Regions from separate parts of the Homo sapiens genome. Here regions 1 and 3 are each linked to region 2. The links are chromatin loops, found by intact Hi-C in ENCODE. Cell type or tissue: lower lobe of right lung. All regions are shown on one strand.

Region 1 (8,000 bases), 220 kb after region 2:
TTTGGAGACACTTTCTCAGGCTTTTATGATGCAATCCACTTTGTGCCCCTCTCTTGCAGCAGCTGCGGCCAGGGAAAAAGCACTAAGTGGGCTTGCTCACTGGTCCTCAGGGGTGGGTACCCTGGGCAGGTCAGCCCAGAAGTCAGCTGCCTCCTCTCCAGGCCCTGCCTGGACAGCTGAGAGTCAAGCAGACAGTTATGTGCCATCCCTACCTCTTTTCTGTCTTCAGTAACTGGCAGCTTCATCCTGCCAGAGAGTTTGGAATGAGCTAGGACTTTCCCATCAGTCTGAACTCCTGGGTTTTCCCAGGCCTGGTGACTCAGAGGGTAAGGCACCGAGCCGAGGAAGAGAAAGGAGAACCTGGACTCCTGGGTGCCTTTGTCTCACCACACAATCACCTCCCAGGAAGGCTGTCATCCAATCACTCCTGTGGAATCTCTCTGCCACTTTGTTGTAAAGAAAGTCAGCCCCAGTGAAGGGTAAAAAGAAGTGCCAGAGGGCCTTGGGGACAAGCCATATACTGGTAGAAAGGGCACTGGGGCAGGGTCCGAACAGCTGAGAGTATGTCTAGCACCAGGATGAAAATCAGTAGTTCACAGAGCTGCTTTGTTTGACCTACTCCGTATTTTTTTAATGGTACATTTCACATAAAGACCTGTATATCTGGCTTCCCCACAAAAGTCAAGATCTGACAGCATCTGACTATATTTTCTCATGCAATATCTGAAGCTGGGTAGCAGCCAGCCCTGGATGGGGTGTTTCCTCTCCAGATTAACACAGAGCCTACCAACTTGTTAAATCTCACCTCATAGGACAATAGGCGCAAAAATATACTGAAATGAGTTGAAAAAATGGTAATACTTTTTTTTTTTGAGACAGAGTCTCACTCTGTCGCCCAGGCTGGAGTGCAGTGGCACGATCTTGGCTCACTGCAAGCTCTGCCTCCCAGGTTCATGCCATTCTCCTGCCTCAGCCTCCTGAGTAGCTGGGACTACAGGCACCCGCCACCATGCCCGGCTAATTTTTTTTTGTATTTTTAGTAGAGACAGGGTTTCACTGTGTTAGCCAGGATCATCTCGATCTCCTGACCTTGTGTTCCGCCCGTCTCGGCCTCCCAAAATGCTGGGATTACAGGCTTGAGCCACTGTGCCCGGTTTGGTGACACTTTTTTGATGAAAGTATTTTTTTTTAATTTAATTTTTTTGAGACAGATTCTTATTCTGTCATCCAGGCTGGATTGCAGTTAGCTCTCACTGCAACTTCCGCCTCCCGGGTTCAAGTGATTCTTGTGACTCAGCCTCCTGAGCAGCTGGGATTTTTTTATATTTTTAGCAGAGACGGGGTTTCGCCATGTTGGTAGACGGGTCTCCAACTCCTGGCTTCAAGTGATCTGCCTGCCTCGGCCTCCCAAACTGTTGGGATTACAGATGTGAGCCACCACACCCAGCCTCGATGAAAGTATTTTAGATGTTTGTATTTATACATAAGGCTCTATGTTTGAAGTACTAAATGGTGAGAGTATTTTGTATCTCAGATGGAATAACGATAGGAAAATGTTCTTCAGCAAATTGTACTCTCCTAAAGGGAGAGATTATAGAGTGATGAACACAGACACGCCATCTACCTTTCCTCCAGACTTTGTAAAAAAAAATTATATAAATTACAATCCCAAACTAGAATCAGATACCATCCCTGATCTACTACCAAGATCTATACACATTAAGAGAACAATGTTCGGGATTGAACCTGTTTTGCCTTTTTAATCGGAACACAAAAGGGATACCTTTTTCTTTCTCCAAGTTTTTGAAATTTTGGTCTCCCTCCTACATTCACTCCTTGTTGAAAGTAATGGAAAGGCAATTAGGTCTGTGTCCCAAATGAAAGCCCACAGTCAGGAGGGGATTCTCATTGAGGTGACTGTCCTGTTAAGACCTGCTCCTGTGAACCCCCAAGCACAGGGCAGAGCAGGACATGAACTAAGAGCCAGGCTTTGCCGAATCCGGGTCGAGTTCACCGACAGCAGTGTGTGCAGCACGCTTCCTCCTCTGCACCCTGGCAGTAGAGCCCTTCCTCATTGTAAAGCCAAGTGGTGTCTGCAGTCCGCCTTGCCCAGGGCTGGAGGCAGAGCTGAGCTTGGTGAACAGGTGCCAGGGGATTCCTGTCATCAGTGGACTATGCTTTAGAAGCTGCTTGTTGCAAAGGTACTGGTTGATCATTGTCTGAGAGTTGGATCTGAAGGCCAACACCCACTAGCAAAACCATCATCCCTGTAATAACAGCAACCCAAGCAGATTTGATTTCTCCAGTGAAGGTTCTAGATGAGTCTAATCAAGGCTTCCCACCCATCTTCTCCCAACACCAGAGTTTCCCTGTGAAAACGATCATGGTTAACTCGCACTGAATACTATTTATGTGCCAAGTACCATTCCACATTCTTTACATATTTTAGCTCACTTTACTCCAACGGGGACCATTATTCCCAGTTTGCACATAAGCAAATGGAGCCAGGGAAAGCAAGGGGCAGAACAGGGAACTGATTTCCCGGAGTTTCGGCCCAGAGTCAGTGTGCTTAGCCACCGCCAACACCAGCCCCAGAGCTCTAGGCTCCTGGAAGTCGTGCTCCCGAGTCCTTCCCCTTGCACAGTGGAGAGAACTCGATGTTGGAATGAAACCAGCTAATTCCAGTAGGGTGCTTCCGCTGTTGTGAGGAGCTGGGCAACTAGTAAGCTCACTGAGCCTCACTGTGCTCCACTATAAAACCAGGAGAGTGCGCAGCAGAGGAGAGGGTCTGGGTTTCAGAATAAGAAGCAGGTTTTCTTCCTGCTCAGCAAATCCTGGGTAATTGTATCATATCCCCTAACCCCTTAAACCTCAGCTAGAGAGGGCGCCAGTCTTAGCCCCAGGGAAGGCTTTCGTGTGCACATTGGAGACAAAGCCTGCCCAGCAGTGCCCGGCACAGAACTGGGGAGCTGTTGGGATAAGCATGGGGGTGGACTCTCCCTGGGACAGATCCTATCTCACAGCAGTTTGGAGAACTGTTGTATACACACGCAGGTGACACGAGGCAGAGCAGGATGTGAAACGAGCGCAGTGGTTTGCCAAACCCGCAGCAGGCTTAGGACGGAGTGGTGAGAACAGCCCCCTTCCTTTTCCTCAGCTTGACGGTCCCAGCCTTTCCCATTGCGGACCTAGAGCCCAGACTCCCAGGGCAGAAAGCGCCCCACAGACTGATAAAGGTGAACAATCCAGGCTTTGTTTCCAAGGGCTTTATCCCTGACTTTCCAACTGGCTTTTATCTGTGTCTTCACGTCTCTGACCTCTTGAGCCTCACAGGAGCTAGACTAGAAGGTTCAAGTTCTTGAGGAGAAGGCAGGGGCGGGAGAGCCCCACTTGCGGGAATCTCGTGCGGACCGAGTCGGGGCGGGAGAGGGCGCGCACCAGCCAGGCTAGGGCGCGCGGGGCGCCGAGGGGCGCGGGGCCGTTTGGGGCCGTTCGGGCCAGTTCGCGCGGCGGGGCCCGTCGGAGCTTTTCTCTCGGCAGCCTGGCTGGCCGCGCGTCTTCTCCGCGCAGCGGGCGAAGTCGCGATGGGTTCATTAAGGCGGCAGGTAGGCAGTGCCCCGGCGGCGGCTGCGGCAGGCGGTCCTGGAATGTGCGAGGGGCGTGATGACAGCGGCCAGCCTCTTTGCGCAACACCTTCGCCATATATACCCGGGGCGCTGCGCTCCACCTGGCCGCCGCCTCCAGCCCAGCACCTGCGGAGGGAGCGCTGGTGAGTACCGCCGCCGGGGCAGGGGCGCTTCCTCGCTCTTTCAAGGACTTTGATTCACTTAATTCTTGCAAATACCTCTCGGTGCTGACTTCAAGGAACTTGGCTGGCTTTGGGCCGCAGAAGTGAAAAACACAAAGCTCTCCACAATGTTCAAGTTGTTTTCTTCTTAATGTTACGGTTATTGCTTTTATTACAGCTTTTGCTGCTACACTCTTACGATCGACAGTGTTATTAATCAGCCACACTTGTGGATTCTAAAATGATCACTGTTTTGAGAGTCGTGGTTTGGAAGAGGAAAGGCCCAGGGGATAGAAATCTCCACCTAGGAATCAGGATAGCTAGGCTCTTTGTGGCTGGGTCACCAACTAGCCATGTGACAACGCTAGTCCCTGTGAGCCCCTGGGCTGCCGTCTTCCATTCTTTATAAGAAGGGGAATGCGACATCTCAGGACCATGAAAATTCTAGGTTTGTGGTGGCTGCCTGGTGATGTGACACTGCCCCCCACCCAAGTGTGACTTCCACGTGGTACAGTGCTTGTTTGCAGTTATTTAAGGTGCCTAGGAGACAGTCTTAGTTTGTTTCTATTAGGGCCCGTGGCCATCAGCGAAGGGTCCGTCCTTCAGCCGTCTTGGGGAGCAAAGCCCGCAATTTATGTTTTCCAAGCCACAAATGGGTGAGCAGGCTGGGGAGATAACTTACAAGGAGATGTGCACAGGAGTGGTTGGGTTCGGGGACTGCGCATCCTCAGGCCAGAAAGTTGGGGGCTGCATGGCATGGAGTTAGTTCAGGTTCCCTGCAACGGTGCCTGCCACCGGTGGCTCGCACTGCGCTGAAGAGAGTTGGAATCTCGTTTTCTTTGAGGAGGTCCCTTTTTCAAACATGTTGATTTCATGGAAGCAGCTTGTGGATTTCATCACTCGAGTCCCCTCTTCCTGTTTGGGTGCCCCAGGGGGTTTCTGTGTTAGCCCTGATCGCTCTGGGCCTTGTCGTTCTTTCCTTTTTCCTTCTTCCCTTGTGTGCTGGCAGTTCTTTAACTTGTCCTGGGTTGGGTATTCTTGGAAAACTGTGCTTGTAGGAGTGGCCGTTGTTTCAGATTGTTAAAGAAAAACAAAAATAAAAAAGATTGCCTCTTTTGTCCCATGCCCGCTGATCATGATCTTCTCTGCTTTTGTAATTTGGGGAATGGGTGATAAGAAAGGCGTGCTTTGTAAAAGGTTTGGATGCTAAACAAATTGCCCCATCCAAAACTCCCCAAATTGCTCAACTGTCTCAATGAAGCAAGTCCCCTGTGGTATGAGGATGGGCTTCTGATTGTTGCTGTTAGACACAAAGGGGACAAAAAAATAGCCCGAATTCAATGCAATGAGGAAAACAGCCTCACAGAATCAGAGTGCTTTGGAATAAACTGGGCTTTAGTAACCAGTTTCAGGCATCTTCCACTCCTCCATCCTCACCCACACCCCCACTTCCATTCTGGGGACCGCAGGGAGCAATCAGGACATCCCAGGGAATTTATTCATCTCAGTGAATTTTTAAAATGCAAAGGTACAAAAAGAGGGCTATAAAAAGATTGCGGTATTTTTAAGATGTTTATATTTACAAATTTAACTGCTTTAACCTCCCCCCCCAATACAATGCAGCACAACTGATATAGTTACAAGTTATTTACAGGATTTATTTTAAGATATCATAAATACAAATTGATAGTGCATGGTGAGGGTGTGGTTTGGTGATATGGCCCAAGTTTAAAGTTTATTAGTGTGCCACATCAAAAATGTAAACTCAAGTTATCTATCAATGTGAGGCCCAGGCCAATTGCTTCCTTGACTCCTCTCATCACTACCACCATTGTGTCCTTGAAGAGATTATTATTAGCAGTAATGTAGGGACAGGGTCTCACTATGTTGTCTAAGCTGGTCTCAAACTCACAGGTTCAAGGGACTCTCCCACTTTGGCCTCCCAAAGTGCTGGGATTATAGGTGTGAGCCACCACCCTTAGCCTATAGGGGTGATTATTTTTCCTTGTGATGGCTGTAAGGGAAGCAGAGGAAAAGGAGACGTCACCCTCTTGGGAATTTTTGAAGCACAGAGTCATTCTTTCAAAGTACAAGAAAGTTTTCCTGGGCATCCCGAGAACACTGGCCTGCATGAGGTTGAAATTATCTCTGCAGTGTTGTGGTGCCTATGTGATTTGAAGCCATTAACCTCTCTGTGGCTCAGTTTTTCCCTCTATAGAATGAGGATACTGTTCATTTTAAAGGAGACTCTAAGTTTACATAGATACATGAAATGCTGTGAGTAAATTTGTGCACCAATTTGCAAGTGCCAGGCACAAAGTCTTTAATAAACACTACTTGGCTACCATGTGCCCAGCACTGTCCTATGTGCTGGGGATACAATGGCCATACTCTAGTCCCTGTGCTTGTGAAGGCTGCCATTCTGATGGGAGACTGTGTGTCCATGTTCTGGTTCCTCACAGGACCACTGCCCTGGGCTTCCTCCTCTCCCCATTTCTTCAGATGGCCTTGACTGCTGCTCTGGGCACAAGGGGCCCAGGAACAGGTCTTGGTTGGAGAAGCCCAAACAATGCGAATGTAGGGGTTGGGTGACTGCCAGGTACCCTACATTCCCCTGCTTCCCAAGTCTGAGCCAAGTCAAGAAAGTTCCTCTCCTGGGTCTTCAAGAAAGAATAAGAGCTCTTTCTGGCAGTGGGTGCCCATGTGGTGCAGGAAGTGGAGCCAAGAGGGTGAGGCACACAGGCAACTCGGTTATAGAGGCCAGTGTGGCAGCGGGGGAGCCCCTCCCTGGGCTTTAGTAAAAAGCTTCCAAATGATGACTTCTCCCTTCCTCTGCTGCTTCTGGCAGGTGGCAAGAATGTGCTGGAGTGAGGCCTTGGGAAGGCTGGGAGAGAACAAGGCAGTGGTTGCGCCAGGGCTATGGGGGTAGGAGAAAGGCTTAGAGGGGCTCAGAGCTCCAGGGTACATTCTCTGCCTGCACCATTTAATACCCACCCCCACCCACCCACCCCACCCCCACCACCCTCCCCTCCTGCTCATCCATTGCAACATTCTTGGGCGGGCATTTCCAGCATCTGAATGATCATGTGGGAGTGACCTGCAGACATGCCAATCTAGCCAGCTATCCGAAAACACTCAGAGCCCTCAATGTGCCTAGACCTAAGGCCCCTGGGTGCCCTGGTGCTTTGAGGGCTGGAGAATTTCTCCTCCCTTTGCCCCTGGCTGTGAGATCTGTGGAAAAGCTTCTGGCTTTGGAGCCAGCAGTCTTGGGTTCATATCCTGACACCAGCTCCAGGTAGTTGGAGGCAAGCTTCTTTGTTTCTCTGTGCCTCAGTTTCTTTGTCTGTACACTGAGAAGAAAAACTCCTTCCTTGGTAGATTTAATGAGGTCACAAACTGTATAGGACACTCCTCTGCCACAAAACAAACATTAGCATCTTTCTCTCACAGGCTTTGGATTCATTTATTCAAATATTAACTGAGATCCACTACCATGCTGAGCATTGGAGATGAAGAGCTTATAGTCTAGGGTACACACAGTGGAAATGAGGCCATTTACTGTTCATGACACAGTGCATTTCCACGTAATAAACACTCTTGTTTATTGTTCATGACACAGTGCATTTCCACATTGTGTCATGAACAATAAACAAGAGTTCCGAGTGTTTACTCTGCCAGGCACCATGCTCTAGCCTCACCTACACTTATTAACCAATTAGTCCTCATAACAGCTCAGTAAGCAAGATGGTATTGTCCCCATTTTTACAATGATGAAGCTGAAGCTCAGAGTGGCTCAGGGTTGCATATAGTGAGGGGCAGGCCTCTGCAGAGCCAGCCCTCCCTCACTGTGATTCGCCTCTCTCCAGGTATCACTGAGCCATCTTACCTTTGTGAGCTTAGAGGTTGAGTTGCATCTTTTAAAATAATTTTCTTCTAAAATTTAAAAAATCACCCACAGTCTCACCACTCCCTTTTACCTCCAGAGAACATTTCTGGATCTTGTCTGCCTTGTTGAGATGATGCTGTGAATGGGAAAAAGAAGTGCTTTAGATGTGAAGTTTATCTAAAGCATTTCCCTATGGTTTTACTGATTCAGTATAACCTCTTTAATGGCATGCTCTTACAATGCATGGACATACCATAGTTAGAAGGAGTAATTTCTCTTTTTTCATTTTTTCACACTGTAAATGATAGAGCAGCAAATATCTTTTTG
Region 2 (8,000 bases):
GCATTTGCAAGACACCCCTGCGTTCGCTGTTGCTTCTATGGCAATGACATGGTTATTCTGTGCACAGGGCTTTCCTGTAGGTAGCACTCCTCTGAGTGCTGTACAGAATTAGTGGCCCTTACCTTCCCTCTCTCCAAAACTGAGCAGCTAAGATCAGATCAAGATAGGAAAGCTGTGATAGAGATGAAATGAAGGCACATGGCTAAGTCTTTTTTTATTACTTCTGTGAGGGCATAAGTACATTTAGCCAGGAGCTGTGTGATATTTATACACCTCCAAGCTAGAACTGGGTCTTCTTCCTTTCATAATTAACATTTAATTTTTTCCTAATTTTCAAAGTGATAAATATTTGTGGTAGAAAATGTGAAAAATACAGAAAAGCAAAGAACAAAATCACTCACAATCCCATTAGTTCGAGAGAACACATTTGGCTGTGTATCCGTCCAGTTTTTGTCATGTACTTATAAATATTTTAGCAACATTGAGATTATATAATACATATTATTTTGTAAGTTGCTCTTCTACTTAACAGTATATTGAAGGCTGGGAGTGGTGGCTCACGCCTGTAATCCCAGCACTTTGGGAGGCCGAGGTGGGAGGATCACTTGAGGTCAGGAGTTTGAGACCAGCCTGGCCAAAATGGTGAAACCTTGTCTCTACTAAAAATACAAAAATTAGCCAGGTGTGGTAGCAGGTGCCTGTAGTCCCAGCTACTCAGGAGGCAGAGGCTGGAGAATCACTTGAACCCAGGAGATGGAGGTTGCAGTGAGCCAGGATAGCACCACTGCACTCCAGCCTGGGCGACAGAGTGAGACTCCATCTCAAAACAAAACAAAACAAAACCAAAAAAAAAAACAAATAAACCCATAAAACAAAACAAACAAACAAGCAAAAACCCAGTATATTGTGATTTTCAGGGGACTCTTAGATATCTTTGTACCTCTTGTTTTTAGAGCACAGTTTTGCCCTCTTGCTCAAGGTTTCTCCATCTGAAGTTATTATTATAATGTTTTTACTGTTAAACTTCTTTTTCAAATAAAAGTCATTCTATTTTAGCTTCGGGAGGAAGCTGTGAAGGATTGTTACCTGGGTATATTGTGTGATGGTGGGGATTGGACTCCTAGTGTACCCATCAATCAAATAGCAGACATCGCACCCTTGAACTGTTCAAACCTCACTCCCTCCCCAGTGTCTATCATTTCCACCCTTGTGTCCATGCACACCTATTGTTTAGGTCCCACTTATAAGTGAGAACGTGTGGTATTTGATTTTCTGTTTCTGAGTTATTTCACTTAGAATAACGGCCTTCAGCCCCAACCAAGTTGCTGCAAAGGACATGATTTCATTTTTTTTTTTTTTTTTTTTTTTTGAGAAGGAGTCTGGCTCTATCGCCCAAGCTGGAGTGCAGTGGCGCAATCTCGGCTCACTGCAAACTCTGCCTCCCGGGTTCACGCCATTCTCCTCCCTCAGCCTCCCGAGTAGCTGGGACTGCAGGCGCCCGCCACCACGCCCGGCTAATTTTTTGTATTTTTAGTAGAGACGGGGTTTCACTGTGTTAGCCAGGATGGTCTTGATCTCCTGACCTCATGATCTGCCTGCCTTGGCCTCCCAAAGTGCTGGGATTACAGGCGTGAGCCACCACGCCCAGCCATGATTTCATTTTTTATGGCTGTGTAGTATTCTGTGTGTGTGTGTGTGTGTGTGTGTGTGTGTGTGTGTGTGTGTATGTCACATTTTCTTTATCCAGTCAATCACTGATGGACATGTAGGTTGGTTCCATGATTTTGCTATTGTGAATAGTGCATAAACATACAAGTGCAGGTATCTTTTGGTATAATGATTTCTTTTCCTTTAGGTAGATACTCAGTGGTGGCATTGCTGGGTTGTTCTATTTTTAGTTCTTGAGGAATCTCCATACTGTCAAACTTAAGTTATTTATGGCCTCCTTTACAGGAAACAGTTCATAGGCCCCCAAGAATCTTCCATCAATGAACATTTGGAACATCCTCAGGCCCCAGTTTGAGAAACAGTGCATTGGATAGGTTGCTAGATGGACACCAAATGAATAAATATGGGCAGCAGGCACCTGCTTTGGCAGAGACTTCTTTGGGTCTGTGAAAGTCTTCCTTTATGTTGGATGAGGCTCATAACAGTGATTGATATCTGCAGGTGCAGGCATGGTCTGGACCAACAACAGCCAGCCACATGCTGTTCCTGCTATTTGCCATCTGCACTGTGTTTTGACTCCTATTTCAACTCCTATTTGCAGTACCATAGCTGTTTCCAGCTACCAATGACTCTAGTCATCAGCCAGGCTACTCAGCCAACCTGAAAATATGCCAGATTGTCCATACATTTCCAATCCACCATGATTTTAAAAATACTCATCCTATATTTCTATTAAAATCATAGAGTTTTAAAATCTTTTTATCAAAGGATTACATACATTAAGAAAAGGAAGCAAATTGTCACAATATAGTTTGATAAATGATCATAAAGTGAAAACACCCAGGTGATCAACCCTCAGGTCAAGAAACAGAATATTATCAGGATCCCGGAAGCCCACTTTATGCCCCCCACTCAAAAGATAACTGCTATGCTGACCATATCTTACTTTCATCTGGCTTTGAACTTCCTATAAGTAGACTTATCCGCACTGTACATGTATTTTTGTGTTTGTGTGTTTACTTTCTTTCTCAACATTATTTTTGTAAGATCCATCTGTGTTGTGTGTAACAACAATCTGTTTATTCTAATTCCCTTATCATATTCCATTGTCTGAATATGCCACAATTTACTTATCTATTCTGTTGATGGGTATTGGGTTGTTTTCATTATTAGGTTATTAGGAATAAACTGCTATGACATTCTTGTACCTTTATTTTGGTTCATATGTGTAAGTATTTCTGTTGAGTATATACCTAGGAGTGGGTCATAAGGTGTATGACAACAGTTTTTTTCAAAGTGATTGCGCCATTTACACTCCCACCAGCAATGTCTGAGTGTTTCAGTTGCACCGTCTATTTGCCAAGACTTGGTATTACCTGTCTGTTTCATGTTAGCCATTCTCTTTGGTGTGCAGTGGGTTGACATTGTGGTTTTACTTGCATTTGTGTATGACTTATGAAGTTGAGCATGTTTTCATATGTTTCTTGGCCATTTGTAAATCCTTTTTTGTGAAGAGCCTATTTAAGGGTCTTGCCTGGGGAAGTAGGAAGAGGATGAAGGCTAGAGATAGGCAAAGGTAAACCAGGGAGAACTTTGGGATTCACCATTTTACTGAAAACTTTTGGTACCTGCAAGTAATGATTCTGGAGTCACTGTATGTTATTCTGGGATGTCCATAGCTGAAAAATCCCTTTGTATGACAAGATGCCTGCAGGGAGGCTCTCTATTGCTCAGGTATGCTGGAACAAGTAAGGAATATGTTAGGGAGTGTGTCCCAGCCTGGCTCACAGAAAGGCTATTGCTTTTCCTAGGCCATTTGAGTTTCTAACTCCCACCAACAGTTTTAGTAGACCTTAACCTTGCAATCAAGTTGTAGATTATAGTACTATTGAACCTACATGAATCAGCCCCTCAGGGCCAAGGTCACATATTTGATTAGAGGCAAGTCTCATTTAAGTACATTTTCTCCCCGTGTGATGTTTATGAAAATGATGAAATTCATAGCATTTTTCTACTTCTCTGTATTTCAAATCAACCATATAATTTCCCCCTTTTGAAGGCTGCTGCAATGTAAATGGAAAAGCTCATGATTTGGGCTCAGACTATACCAGTTTAACTCCCAGTGCTAAATTTAACTAGTTTTGTGATTTTGAGCAAGTCACTTTACCTTTTTGAGACTTAATCTGCTTGCCTATAAAATGGGTACATCTACCTTACAAGGATAGGATTCAGATAATTGATGCAAAAGCAAACTGTAAACCTTAGGTTACTGGACAAATCAATATTATTATTTATGTTAGTTTGGGACCTATAGAAGGAGATCTTGGAAAATTGTAGGGCTGGGAGCCAGAGGCCATGGAAGATAGGGAAGGAGGTGAAAGTGGGAAAAATTACACCCTGGAAACCCAGTGACCAAGTCTCAACTCCTGGCTGGCTTGCATCAAAAGCTGGAGCCTGAGCGTCTGTTACAAGTGAAGGAGCCAATGCAGAAATTCCTCTGACCACTAGAGGGAGCCATACCTTAGGCTGGGCATCAGATGGGCCTCTATTATCTTTAGCAAAGATCCCCATGGTGCCTGCCACTTTGATTTCACATCTGTAGGTCTGAAAAAAGCACTAAGCTTGACACTACTTCTCTTGATTTTAAAAAATTATCTTCTTCCTCAACATAACCACCACTACCATCATCATCCTAGTCTTTGCCCATCTGTCCATTAGTCTTGTTATCTCTTTGCCCTCTTTTAGGAGTGAAACAATTGCCTTTAAAATCACAATTTATAATGAGAAACGTAATTTTCTAACAATCCAGAGCCTGTGTCTACCCACCAGGATCTCTTTTCTCTTTAGTGCAATTACATGAAGTGCCAACTTTTAAATCACAAGTTGGCTGGCCGCCTACGTCCATCAGAGGACAGGCCTGCCTTGGAGGGGAGCCATGTGGCCAGGGCTGTGCAAAGCCCTTCCATTGTTGCGTTTGATTTCTTCAGAAGGGGAACACCAAGGCCATGTGAGGGTCAAGCCTGAGAAAGAATGTTTATTTTTGGAGTTTCTGATAAGACCAAAAACAGACAGAAAAAAAGAAAAAGTTGAACATTCAGCACATTCATTTTACTGATACTAATGCTGCTAACTTCTCTGGGAAAATTCAACTTAGACAACTCCGCGGTGATAAGAAAGCAGTGTCCCCACACATTTTCTCAATTCCTGGAGGAGGGCAAGGCGGAGGATGTTGCGTGTTTCTCCTAGAGGAAAAAGCTCAATCCTAGAGTCAGCTGGGTCAGCCTGAAACCTCCCCTCCCGTGGGGTTCACTCCCACCTCTGCCTGACACTCAGGTGGAGCTCTGCTAGGAAGCTGGTGGGGTCCTGGTGCCTGCTCCACTCCCTGGACTTCTGCCTGGGCTCCCACAAGCTATGAGGGAGTACTTGGGGGTCAGGAGCCTCAAGAGCATCCTGGAAAGTTTAGAAAATTTCACTTTTCAGGCCGGGCACAGTGGCTCACGCCTGTAATCCCAGCATATTGGGAGGATCACCTGGGGTCAGGAGTTCAAGATCAGCCCGGCCAACATGATGAAACCCCAATTCTATTAAAAATATAAAAATTAGTTGGGCGTGGTGGCAGGTGCCTGTAATCCCAGCTACTCAGAGGTTGGGGCAGGAGAATCACTTGAATCCAGGAGGCGGAGGTTGCAGTGAACCAAGATCATGCCACTGCACTCCAGCCTGGGTGACAGAGTCAGTGAGACTTTGCCTTAAAAAATAAAAATAAAAAAGAAAGAAAAATAAAATTTCACTTTTCTTTCATATATTCAGGCATTGCTTTAAAGATAATTAGCATTATCATTTCTGTCACTTTAAGGGTAATATTAAGAGAAATAAAACTCAGGGGGTTTGGCTGATTTCTGCTCATTGTTTCTTTTATTCAGCCAATATTCCTGGGGCATGTACCATGAACCAGGCTCTGTGCCAGCTCCCGCAGATGCAAGATGAAGACCTTGCCCTTGCCCTTGAGTGGATGGAGAGGACACAGATGGACAAGCACCTAGATGAGATGAGAGGTGTAGGGGTTGGGCTTAGCTCTGCCTGTGGGAACCTGGGCAGGCTTCATCAGGAGGTGGCGCTCAAGTCCAACTGAAAATATGGGTAAGTCATTCCCTAGACTGACAAAGTAGGAAAGGGCATTTCAGACAAAAGCACAGTGTGTGCAAAAGCTTGGAGGTGTCAATGATTGGGTCACCTCCTCCGACTTGTAAGTCAGGTTGAGTGTGGTTGGGGTGTTCTCTGGAGAGGAACAAGAAGTCTGGCTAGAGAGGTGGGCAGAGATCATGGAGAGATGATGTGCCATATTAGGAAGTTAGGGTGTCATTTATTCATTCAACAAACACTGTGTGCCTCCGATATGCCATCATCATTGTGGGCGCTGATCAACATCCAAGCCTTGCCCTTATGGTCTTACATTCTAATGGCGAGGGAAGGATAGACAATAATCAAGTACACAAATACATGAGCAAGGTAATTTCACATAACAGCACAGCTTACAAAGAAAGGTGAGGCAGGTTAAGGAGCTAGAGAGAAAGGAAGGAAGAGGGAAGAAGTTGCTATCTAGGTTAGGGCATTTGAGAAGAGATCTGAGTGAGGTGAGAGAAGAGGCTGGGTGAATATCTGGGATTGTGGGGGGTGGGGTGGTGGTGGGATGGGGGGGCCAGAGGACAGCAATAGCAAAGGCCCTAAGGTGCGCAGAGGTGCAGGGGCCAGATCAATAAACCTCAGAGGAAATGGTAAGGCCAGCAGGTTTTATCCTAAATGAGATGGGACACCGCTGGAGGATTTTTGTGTTTGAGACAGGGTCTTGCTCTGCCTCCCAGGCTGGAGTGCAGTGGCACAATCGTGGCTCACTGCAGCCTCTACCTCCTGGACACAAGTGATTCTCCCATCTCAGCCTCCTGAGTAGCTGGTGTGTGCCACCACACCAGGCTAATTATATTTATTTTATTTTTTGTACAAATGGAGTCTTGCTTTGTTGCCCAGGCTGGTCTTGAACTCCTGGGCTCAAGCCAGCCTCCCACCTCAGCCTCCCAAAGAGCTGGGATTACAGGCATGAGCCACCATGTCTGGCCCACCACTGGAGCATTTTAAGGAGAGGAAGAACAGGATCCTAGTTCTGTGGTAAAAGAATCACTCACAGCTGTGTTAAGAATCGACTGTAGGGAAGAAAGCGCTGAACAAGGGAAGCTGGTGAGGAGCCTATTGCAATAACCCAGCAGGAGCTGCCTCCCGATGGGGAGGGGTGGTGGCCACGGAGTAATGAGGTACGGAATCAGGTTCTGCATACCTCATTCTCCAGCTCAGTGGCTCTCAAAGTGGGGTCACTGGACAGCGGCATCAGCCTTACCTGAGAAGGGGTTAGGAATGCAAAATCTCAGGCTCACCCACACCTGTTGAATCAGAGACCAGAGGTGTAGGGCCCTGCTCAGCAAGCCATGTGTGGTAAGCACGCTCTCCAGGTGATTCTACCCTTCAGGTGATGTGGGTGTACGTTCAAGTGAGAGGGCTACGTCCACTGAGGATGATGAGTAGGCGGGAGGGATTGTGAGCCAGAAACTGGACTGGATCTGATTTACCCATTAGGAGGGTGAGCCTGTGGTCACTGTGGAGGGGGCGGGGGAGGTGTTCATCAGCAGGAGGTGATGAGGGCACCAAGATGGCCAGTGTAACTGGGAGCACACAGGAGGAAGTGGAATAAAGCATAAAACAGCAAATATTGGCTGGGTGTGGTGGCTCACGCCTGTAATCCCAGCACTTTGGGAGGCCAAGGCGGGTGGATCACTTGAGGTCAGGAGTTCGAGACCAGCCTGACCAACATGGTGAAACCCAATCTCTACTAAAAATACAAAAACTAGCCGGGCGTGGTGGTGCATGCCTGTAATTCCAGCTACTCAGGAGGCTGAGGCATGAGACTTGCTTGTACCCGGGAAACGGAGGTTGCAGTGAGCCGAGATTGTGCCACTGCACTCCAGCCTGGGCGACAGAGTGAGAATCCGTCTCAAACAAAAACAAAAACAACAAAATAGCTAATACTTGTTGAGGGTCAGTTATACGCTGGCACTGTGCCATTTCACTTGGATTATCCCGGATAATCCTGCAGTTTCTCTCAAAAGTGGGTGCTATTGTTACCCCCACATAACAGATGAGAGGACTAGGCTTTCTGAAGTTAAATAAGGAACATGACGTGTACAACATTGTGAATGTAATTAATGCCACTGAATAGCATACTTAAAAATGCCTAAAACGGCAAGTTTATATAATAGATGTGACCCAAATTTTAAAAAAATGTT
Region 3 (8,000 bases), 120 kb after region 2:
GGACAACAGGCATGTGCTGCCATGCCTGGCTTCACTCCACCTATTTTCTCTCTCTCTCCTTTTCAATTCTTATCTCTTGTTATCTCCAATATCCAATATAACTTACTTATTTGTGTATTTATTATTGTTGGTCTAGTCCTGACAGCACATGGGCCCTATGGGGCAGGGATTTCTGTCTGTGGTGTCCACTGCTATAGTCCCCGCACTGAGAACTGTGCCTGGCACATCATACGATCTTATGCATATTTACTGAGTGAATGAAGGAACAGATGAATGGCTCTTTGTCCAGTGAGCAAATTGTTTCATGTTTAGAATGAGAGAATTGTGAAAGTTATTGATCTCGTAGTAGTTAAGAGTATACAAGAGCTTGGGTTGGGTTCAAATTGTTGTTTGAACGTGGCTCATCTTTTGCAGGAGACTATTCCAGAATTTCAAGATTAAGTGGCAGTGAAGTGTGGTGCTAAGAGGCCCAAGAACCCGGACCTGGTGTCCTGACTCCATGTGTCATAGTGGTAGAGCCTTGACACTCCAGGCTCTGTCAAACCGGGGTTCTCTCCCCTTGGGGCCACACCCTTTAATTCCTTTCATTTCAAGGAGATGGCCCCAAAGGATAGAGAAAGGGTTTCCCGCCAGGCGTGGTGGCTCACCCCTGTAATCCCAACACTTTGGGAGGCTGAGGCGGGCGGATCGCTTGAGGTCAGGAGTTCAACACCAGCCTGGCCAACATGGTGAAACGTTGTCTCTACTAAAAATACAAAAATTAGCCAGGAGTGGTGGCTGAGCCTGTAATCCAAGCTACTCCAGAGGTGGAGCCAGGAGAATCGCTTGAACCCAGGAGGTGGAGGCTGCAGTAAGCCAAGATCACGCCACTGCACTCCAGCCTAGGCGGCAGAGCAAGATGCTGTCTCAAAAAACAAAAAAAAGGGGTTTCCCTTATTTTTTATTCGTTCTCGTACCCAAGTAGCAGTTCTGCTGCTTTCATCCTTCCTATTGAGGCACCTTCCACCTCCATTACTCTCAATGTCTGGGATGAGGACACAGTGGGACCCGGCCCTCCTGCCAAGACCCAATGGGTTACTGCTCTGACAGGGCAGAGGTCCCAACTCCTTTTATTATGATCATGGGGCAGAAATTGTGATGCCGTGGGGCCATGCAGTCACAACTCTTATGCCATTCAGACATCAAGGACAAGGGTTTTCCAGTTCTTTAATAGAAACAAACAAATCAAAGCAGAGTGATTTCTAAACAGAGAAAGAACCCTGATACGGAGTGCAAATCAAGGAGAGTGATTTCTAAACAAAGAGAGAGTCTTAACGTAGCGTGTGTGCGGGCAAGAAAAGACCATGGACGTCACGGGTTGTTACATATGCTCACTGGAGAAGGCAAAGTCACGGTGGGTGTGGTCATGGGAACCTAGGACTGTTGAAAGATTTTCCTGAGAGCTGTCCCTTCCCCTTGGGCAAGTTCCTCAACCTTTCCAGCTGAGGGATTTTTTTCCATCTGTATTTGAGGATAATAATATTTACCTTCTATGGTTCTTGGTAATGAATAGAGGTAATACGTGCAAAATGTTGGACAGAGAGTAGGTATTTAATATTAATAATAGTGATAATAATGTAGTAGCTACCATTTATTGAGCAGCTATTCTGTGCATGCTCAAGCAACCTTATAACCTCATTCCATAGGCACTTTTTTTTTTTTTTAAGACAGAGTCTGGCTCTGTCACCCAGGCTGGAGTACAGTGGCATGATTTCAGCTCACTGCAGCCTCCACCTCCCATATTCAAGTGATTATTCTGCCTCAGCCTCCTGAGTAGCTGAGATTACAGGTGCCTGCCACCACACCCGGCTAATTTTTGTATTTTTAGTAGAGACAGGGTTTTGCCATGTTGGCCAGGCTGGTCTCCAACTGTTGACCTCAAGTGATCCTCCCGCCTCAGCCTCCCAAAGTGCTAGGATTACAGGCATGAGCCACCGCACCCGACCAGCACTCTTGTTAGTTCTATTTTACAAACTCAAAAATGGAGTGTTAAAGAAATATGTTTCTGCAAAGAATAGGTGGCAGGTAAAAAAAAAAGATAAAATAAAAATAAAGGAATATGTTTCTACCCAAGCCATACAGAGAGAGAGTAGAAAGGATTCAGGCCAAAGGTTGGATGCCTGACTCAAGAACCCAGTTGTTAAATTCTTTTATTTTTTAATTTTATTTTTAAATTTATTTTATTTTTAAATTTTATTTTATTTATTTATTTATTTATTTATTTACTTACTTACTGAGACGGAGTCTCGCTCTGTCACCCCGGCTGGAGTGCAGTGGCGCGATCTCAGCTCACTGCAAGCTCCACCTCCTGGGTTCACTCACTCCATTCTCCTCCCTCAGCCTCCCGAGTAGCCGGGACTACAGGCACCTGCCACCATGCCCGGCTAAATTTTTTTTGTATTTTTAGTAGAGACGGGGTTTCACAGCGTTAGCCAGGATGGTCTTGATCTCCTGACCTCGTGATCCACCCGCCTTGGCCTCCCAAAGTGCTGGGATTACAGGTGTGAGCCATTGTGCCCAGCCTAAATTCTTTTCTTTTTTTAATTTGTTTTTTGAGACTGAGTCTCGCTCTGTCGCCCAGGCTGGAGTGCAGTGGCATGATCGTGGCTCACTGCAACCTCCACCTTCTGGGTTCAAGCAATTCTCCTGCCTCAGCCTCCCAAGTAGCTGAGACTACATGTGTGCACCACCATGCCAGGCTAATTTTTGTATTTTTAGTAGTAACAGGATTTCACTATGTTGGCTAGGCTGGTCTTGAACTTCTGACCTCAGGTGATCCACCTGCCTCGGCCTCCCAAGTGCTGGGATTACAGGCATGAGCCACCACACCTGGCCTTAAGTTCTTAATTGCTTCATTTGATGTCTTTTCAAGTAAGTGAAATAGACACATATTTTTCAAATAAAAGTATATATAAAATATATATGTTTTAAGTTAAGTGAAAAAATACATATATTACAATTTTCCAAGTAAGTGAAATATATACAGTCATGTGCTACATAACAACATCTCAGTCAACAATGGACTGCATATATGATTGTGGTGCCATAAGATTATAATACTGTATTTTCATGGTACCTTTTCTATGTTTAGATACACAAATACTTCCCATTGTGTTACAATTTCCTATGTTTAGATTCATAAATACTTCTTATTGTGTTACAGTTGCCTACAGTATTCAGTACAGTCACATGCTGTACAGGTTTGTAGCTGTACCATATATCCTAGGTGTGTAGCAGGCTACGCCATCTAGGTTTGTGAAAGTACACTCTAGGATGATCACACAATGATGAAATTGCCTAATGATGTGTTTCTCTCTCTCTCTTTTTTTTTTTTTTTGAGATGGAGTCTCACTCTGTCACCTGGGCTGGAGTGCAGTGGTGCAGTGGCGCGATCTCGGCTCACTGCATCCTCCACCTCCTGGGTTCAAGTGATTCTCCTGCCTCAGTCTCCTGAATAGCTGGGATTACAGGCATGCACCATCACACCCAGCTAATTTTTGTATTTTTAGTAGAGAGGGGTTTCACCATGTTGGCCAGGCTGGTCTCAAACTTCTGATCTCGTGATTTGCCTGCCTTGGCCTCCCAGAGTGCTGGGATTACAAGCATGAGCCACTGTTCCTGGCCTCAAGCGATTGTCTTGCCTCAGCCTCTTTAGTAGCTGGAACAACAGGCACGTGCCAGCATGATTTCGCCATGTTGCCCAGGCTGGTCTCGTGACCTCAAGTGATCTCTCTGCCTTGAGCTCCCAAAGTGCTAGGATTACAGGCATAATCCACAGCACCTGGCCTGAGTACTCTATTTAAAATGCACTCCTCTCCTGTTACTCTTGCTATGGTTTTGTTTACCTTCATAGCAATTAGCCTCACCCGAAGTATCATATTCTACTCATGACTCCTCTGATGTAAGCTCCATGAGGCAGGGGCTGTATTTGGGCCTTTGCTTGTTCCCAGTGCCTGGCATGGAGTTATCTCTAAGTAAATATTTGTTGAATGTCTGGACGTGGTGGTGCATGCCTGTAATTCCAGCACTTTGGGAGGCTGAGGTGGGAGGATCACTTGAGCCCAGTAGGTTGAGGCTGCGGTGAGCCGTGACGACGCCACTAAACTCCAGCCTGAACAACAGAGCAAGACCTCATCTCAAAAAAATTTTTTTATTGTTGTTGAATGAATGCTTGGAGAGCCAAAGGAGCTGATTTAACCCTTCAAAGGCATTAGATCAAACAGGCAGGGCCAGTTTTTCAGATCTGAAAGGGTGTCCAGGAGCTCTTCCCTCTTTCCAGCCCCTCAGTTCAGTTTTCTGGAACAAGAAGGCAACACTACATTTGGATAATCACAGCTTTTTCTCAAAGGCTTTTGACCCTGCAGTTGGTTTTTTGTTTGTTTGTTTGTTTGTTCTGAAACGGCATTTGGCTCTTATCACCAGGCTGGAGTACAAGGGCGTGATGTCGGCTCACTGCAACCTTGGCCTTCCAGGTTCAAGCAATTCTCTTGCCTCAGCCTCCCCAGTAGCTGGGATTACAGGTGTGTGCCACCACGCCCGGTTAATTTTTATATTTTTAGTAGGACAGGGTTTCACTATGTTGGCCAGGCTGGTCTTGAACTCCTGACCTCAGGTGATCTGCCTGCCTCGGCCTCCCAAAGTGCTGGGATTACAGGTGTGAGCTACCATGCCCGGCCAAACATCTTTGATCTCTGACAATCCACCAGACCATTCTGACTACCTGCCCACCTAGTAATTTGTTATTTCCTCCCTTCCTTGATTGTCTCCCCCCCGTTACCAATTAATACCATATTTATTAATTTCCTGCTATGAATATGACACTATCTGCCGATGCTTTATTAAAATGTAAAATGACTCTTCCTCCTCAAGTAGGGTAGAGGCAGTATAGTTTAGTGGTTAAGGCGGATAAGGATACTGATTGACTGAAAGTCTGGGTTCAAACCCTCTTTTTGTTTTGTTTTGTTTGAGACAGGCTCTTGCCCTGTCACCCAGCCTGGAGTGCAGTGGCACTAACACAGCCTGGGTTCAAGCAGTCTCCCCCCTTGGCCTCCCAAAGTGTTGCGATTACTGGTGTGAGCCATTGCACCTGGCTCAAACCCTCTTTTTACTACTTACTAGCCATGTGACTTGTACAAGTCACCTAAACTCCCTAAGCCTCAGGTTTTTTTGTTGTTGTTGTTTTTGTTTTTTTAGATGGAATCTCGCTCTGTCACCCAGGCTGGAGTGCGGTGGCAAGATCTCGGCTCACAGCAACCTCCGCCTCCCAGGTTCAAGCAATTCTCCTGTCTCAGCCTCCCAAGCAGCTGGGATTACAGGCACATGCTGGCACGCCTGGCAAATTTTTCGTATTTTAGTAGAGATGGGGTTTCACCGTGTTGCCCAGGCTGGTCTCAAACTCCTGAGCTCAGTCAATCCACCTGCCTTGGTCTCCCAAAGTGCTAGGATTACAGGCGTGAGCCACCGCGCCTGGCCCAGCCTGTTTTTAATCTCAGAAATGGAGATGACAACAGTACCTACTGCTGGGGAACCACGAGTTTGTTACAGTAAGCTACCAGGGCCGTGCTCGGCACAATGCTACCACTAGATGACCTTTCATGGCTAACATAGAATCGTATCGTGTGCCCGGCTCAGTGGCTCATGCCTGTAATCCCACCACTTTGGGAGACTGAGACGGGTGGATCACATGAGGTCAGCAGTTTCAGACCAGCCTGATCAACAAGGTGAAACCCCGCCTCTACTAAAAACACAAAAATGAACTGGGCATGGTGGCGCATGCCTGTAATCCCAGCTACTCGGGAGGCTGAGGCAGGAGAATCAATCGAACCTGAGAAGAGGAGGTTGCAGTGAGCTGAGATTACACCATTGCACTCCAGCCTGGGCAACAGGGGCGAAATTCTGTCTCAAAAAATAAAAAATAAAAAAGAATCATATTGTGAAGAGTGTCGATGCATCGATAAAAACTGAAATAACAATACGTGGATTGGGTGACTCAGTGCAGTATTTATACACACATGTGGACACAGGGGACATCCTGGTATAATGGAAAGAGCATGTGTTCTGGAACCATGCTGACCTGTGCAGGAGTGCCCACTCTAGCTTTTGCTAGCTGTGAGATCTTGAGACCTCCCTCACCCACAGTTTCCTTGTTTGCATAACATGGACCTGAATTTTTGCTTATCAGAGTATTTGTGAAGATTTAACAAGATGCTCATTTCCTTCCCTATGAATGTCTATTGCTGTTTAGAAATCCTGATGAAAAGGCAAAGACCGTTCTGATTGACTTGGGAAGTGGGTATGAAGTCAATACCTCACTTGGCTAATCAGAAAGATTCCTTTCAGTGAACGGGATTAGAGTTTTGATTGAAAAAAAAGCTACCGGGTGCAGTGGCTCATGCCTGTAATCCCAACACTCTGGGAGGCCAAGGCAGGCAGATCACCTGAGGTCAGGAGTTCGAGACCAGCCTGGCCAATTGGTGAAACCCCATCTCTACAAAATATTCAAAAATTAGCTGGGCATGGTGGCATGTGCCTGCAGTTTAGCTACTTGGGGGGCTGAGGCATGAGAATTGCTTGAACCTGGGAGGCAGAGGTTGCAGTGAACCAAGATTGTGCCACTGCACTCCAGCCTGGACAACAGAGCAAGACCCTGTCTCAAAAAAAAAAAAAGAAGGAAGGAAGGAAAGAAAGAAGCTAAAGAAAAATTGTTCTATCAAAACAGAATAAAAGAGGATAATGATTTAGTCAAGGAATCTGTTGATGTCTGTATTATATAGATTCTTATCTTGCAATCCGTGTTAAAGAATCCTAAAAACTCAACCTCCGAGGGGGACCAAGGAGCTCTGTAGCTTATTGTAGAAGCCCCTCTATAGACACCATCTCCCAAAAAGGGGTCATCTGACCTCTATTGGAATACTTCTAGGATGGCCAATTCACTGTTGCATGAGGCTGGCGATTTTGCTTTTGATAACTTGAGCTCTTCCTAAGGTTTGCCCCCAAATTCTTCCTGCAGCCGACTTCCGCCAGCCTCTGACAAAGCACATTTTCCCATCTCTTCTCTCTGTGACTTGGCAGGGATTGGATTTTAATGGTTATCTACTGAACAGAGTACTTTACAGTTCTTGATAATAGCCCCTTATTCGGGAAAATCAATACCAGAAATAGTTGAAGCTTTAAAAAAATTCAACAGACATCTATCTGAGGTGGTTTAATAGCATGGCATTTGTAATTCCCACCACAGTCTGCAATGCAGTGGTGAACACTGGCACTGAGAACAGTGATGATATATTCCATAGCTAAAATATATTTCCTAGTATCACATCTCAAGTCCAGTTCATTTTATCAACATTATTGAGCATCTTACTAGGCTGTGGAAGGCACTAAATCCAACATAAGCCTCAAGCTGGTTTTCTTTTTTTTTCTTTTGAGACGGAGTCTCGCTGCCGCCCAGGTTGAAGTGCAGTGGCACGATCTCGGCTCACTGCAGGCTCCGCCCCCTGGGGTTCACGCCATTCCCCTGCCTCAGCCTCCCGAGTAGCTGGGACTACAGGCGCCTGCCACCTTGCTCGGCTAATGTTCTGTATTTTTACTAGAGACGGGGTTTCACCGTGTTAGCCAGGATGGTCTCGATTTCCTGACCTCGTGATCCGCCTGCCTCGGCCTCCCAAAGTGCTGGGATTACAGGCGTGAGCCACCGTGCCCGGCCTCAAGCTGGTTTTCTCTTTCAACTCCTATTATCATTGTTTAGAACCACATTCATGAGATGTGATGTAAAATAACATGATTGATGCTCTTAACAAAGCCATGAATGGGATGGGGTGGAGGGAGGCAGCTTAAATGTGTGCTAGAAAATGTTGATGTAAGACTGGGATGAGGATGAGGAGAGTGAGGGACCTGGGACACAAAGTCTAAGGATCCTGTCCCCCTTGTCCCTGCTCCTGTCTTCAAGGCCTCTTCTAGGTCTG

The links. Hi-C counts contacts between places; a loop is a spot of excess contacts. Peaks named below come from ENCODE experiments on the same cell type or tissue, not always from the same donor. Only the 100,000 strongest peaks of a DNase experiment are listed, where the experiment ranks them.
Region 1: it touches region 2 in a loop (4-fold over the local background); 5 of 110 quality-filtered maps call a loop at or near these places.
Region 3: it touches region 2 in a loop (4-fold over the local background); 4 of 110 quality-filtered maps call a loop at or near these places.

The regions. Positions count from the first base shown.
Region 1 is chr4:25,652,122-25,660,121 of GRCh38, forward strand. SLC34A2 (solute carrier family 34 member 2) reads left to right here and starts at 3,730. Exons shown (of 13, transcript NM_006424.3): 1 at 3,730-3,769. RefSeq lists an enhancer at 3,180-4,093. In lower lobe of right lung, no CTCF peak of the experiment used is centred here; DNase peaks (open chromatin) are centred at 2,090, 3,670 and 6,558; H3K4me3 peaks cover 6,765 bases; H3K27ac peaks cover 7,753 bases; H3K27me3 peaks cover 2,773 bases.
Region 2 is chr4:25,435,939-25,443,938 of GRCh38, forward strand. It overlaps LOC105374536 (a long non-coding RNA gene), which reads left to right. Exons shown (of 4, transcript XR_925494.3): 2 at 5,592-5,808. Among named protein-coding and RNA genes, the nearest start is that of ANAPC4, 63 kb to the left of the region's middle. RefSeq lists a silencer at 5,743-5,852. In lower lobe of right lung, CTCF peaks have their summits at 4,164 (motif pointing right) and 5,773 (motif pointing right); DNase peaks (open chromatin) are centred at 4,585, 5,763, 7,043 and 7,253; H3K27ac peaks cover 1,932 bases.
Region 3 is chr4:25,559,437-25,567,436 of GRCh38, forward strand. The region is part of intron 1 of LOC101929161 (a long non-coding RNA gene); the gene reads right to left. Among named protein-coding and RNA genes, the nearest start is that of SLC34A2, 92 kb to the right of the region's middle. In lower lobe of right lung, no CTCF peak of the experiment used is centred here; DNase peaks (open chromatin) are centred at 1,375, 3,715 and 4,070; H3K27ac peaks cover 1,757 bases.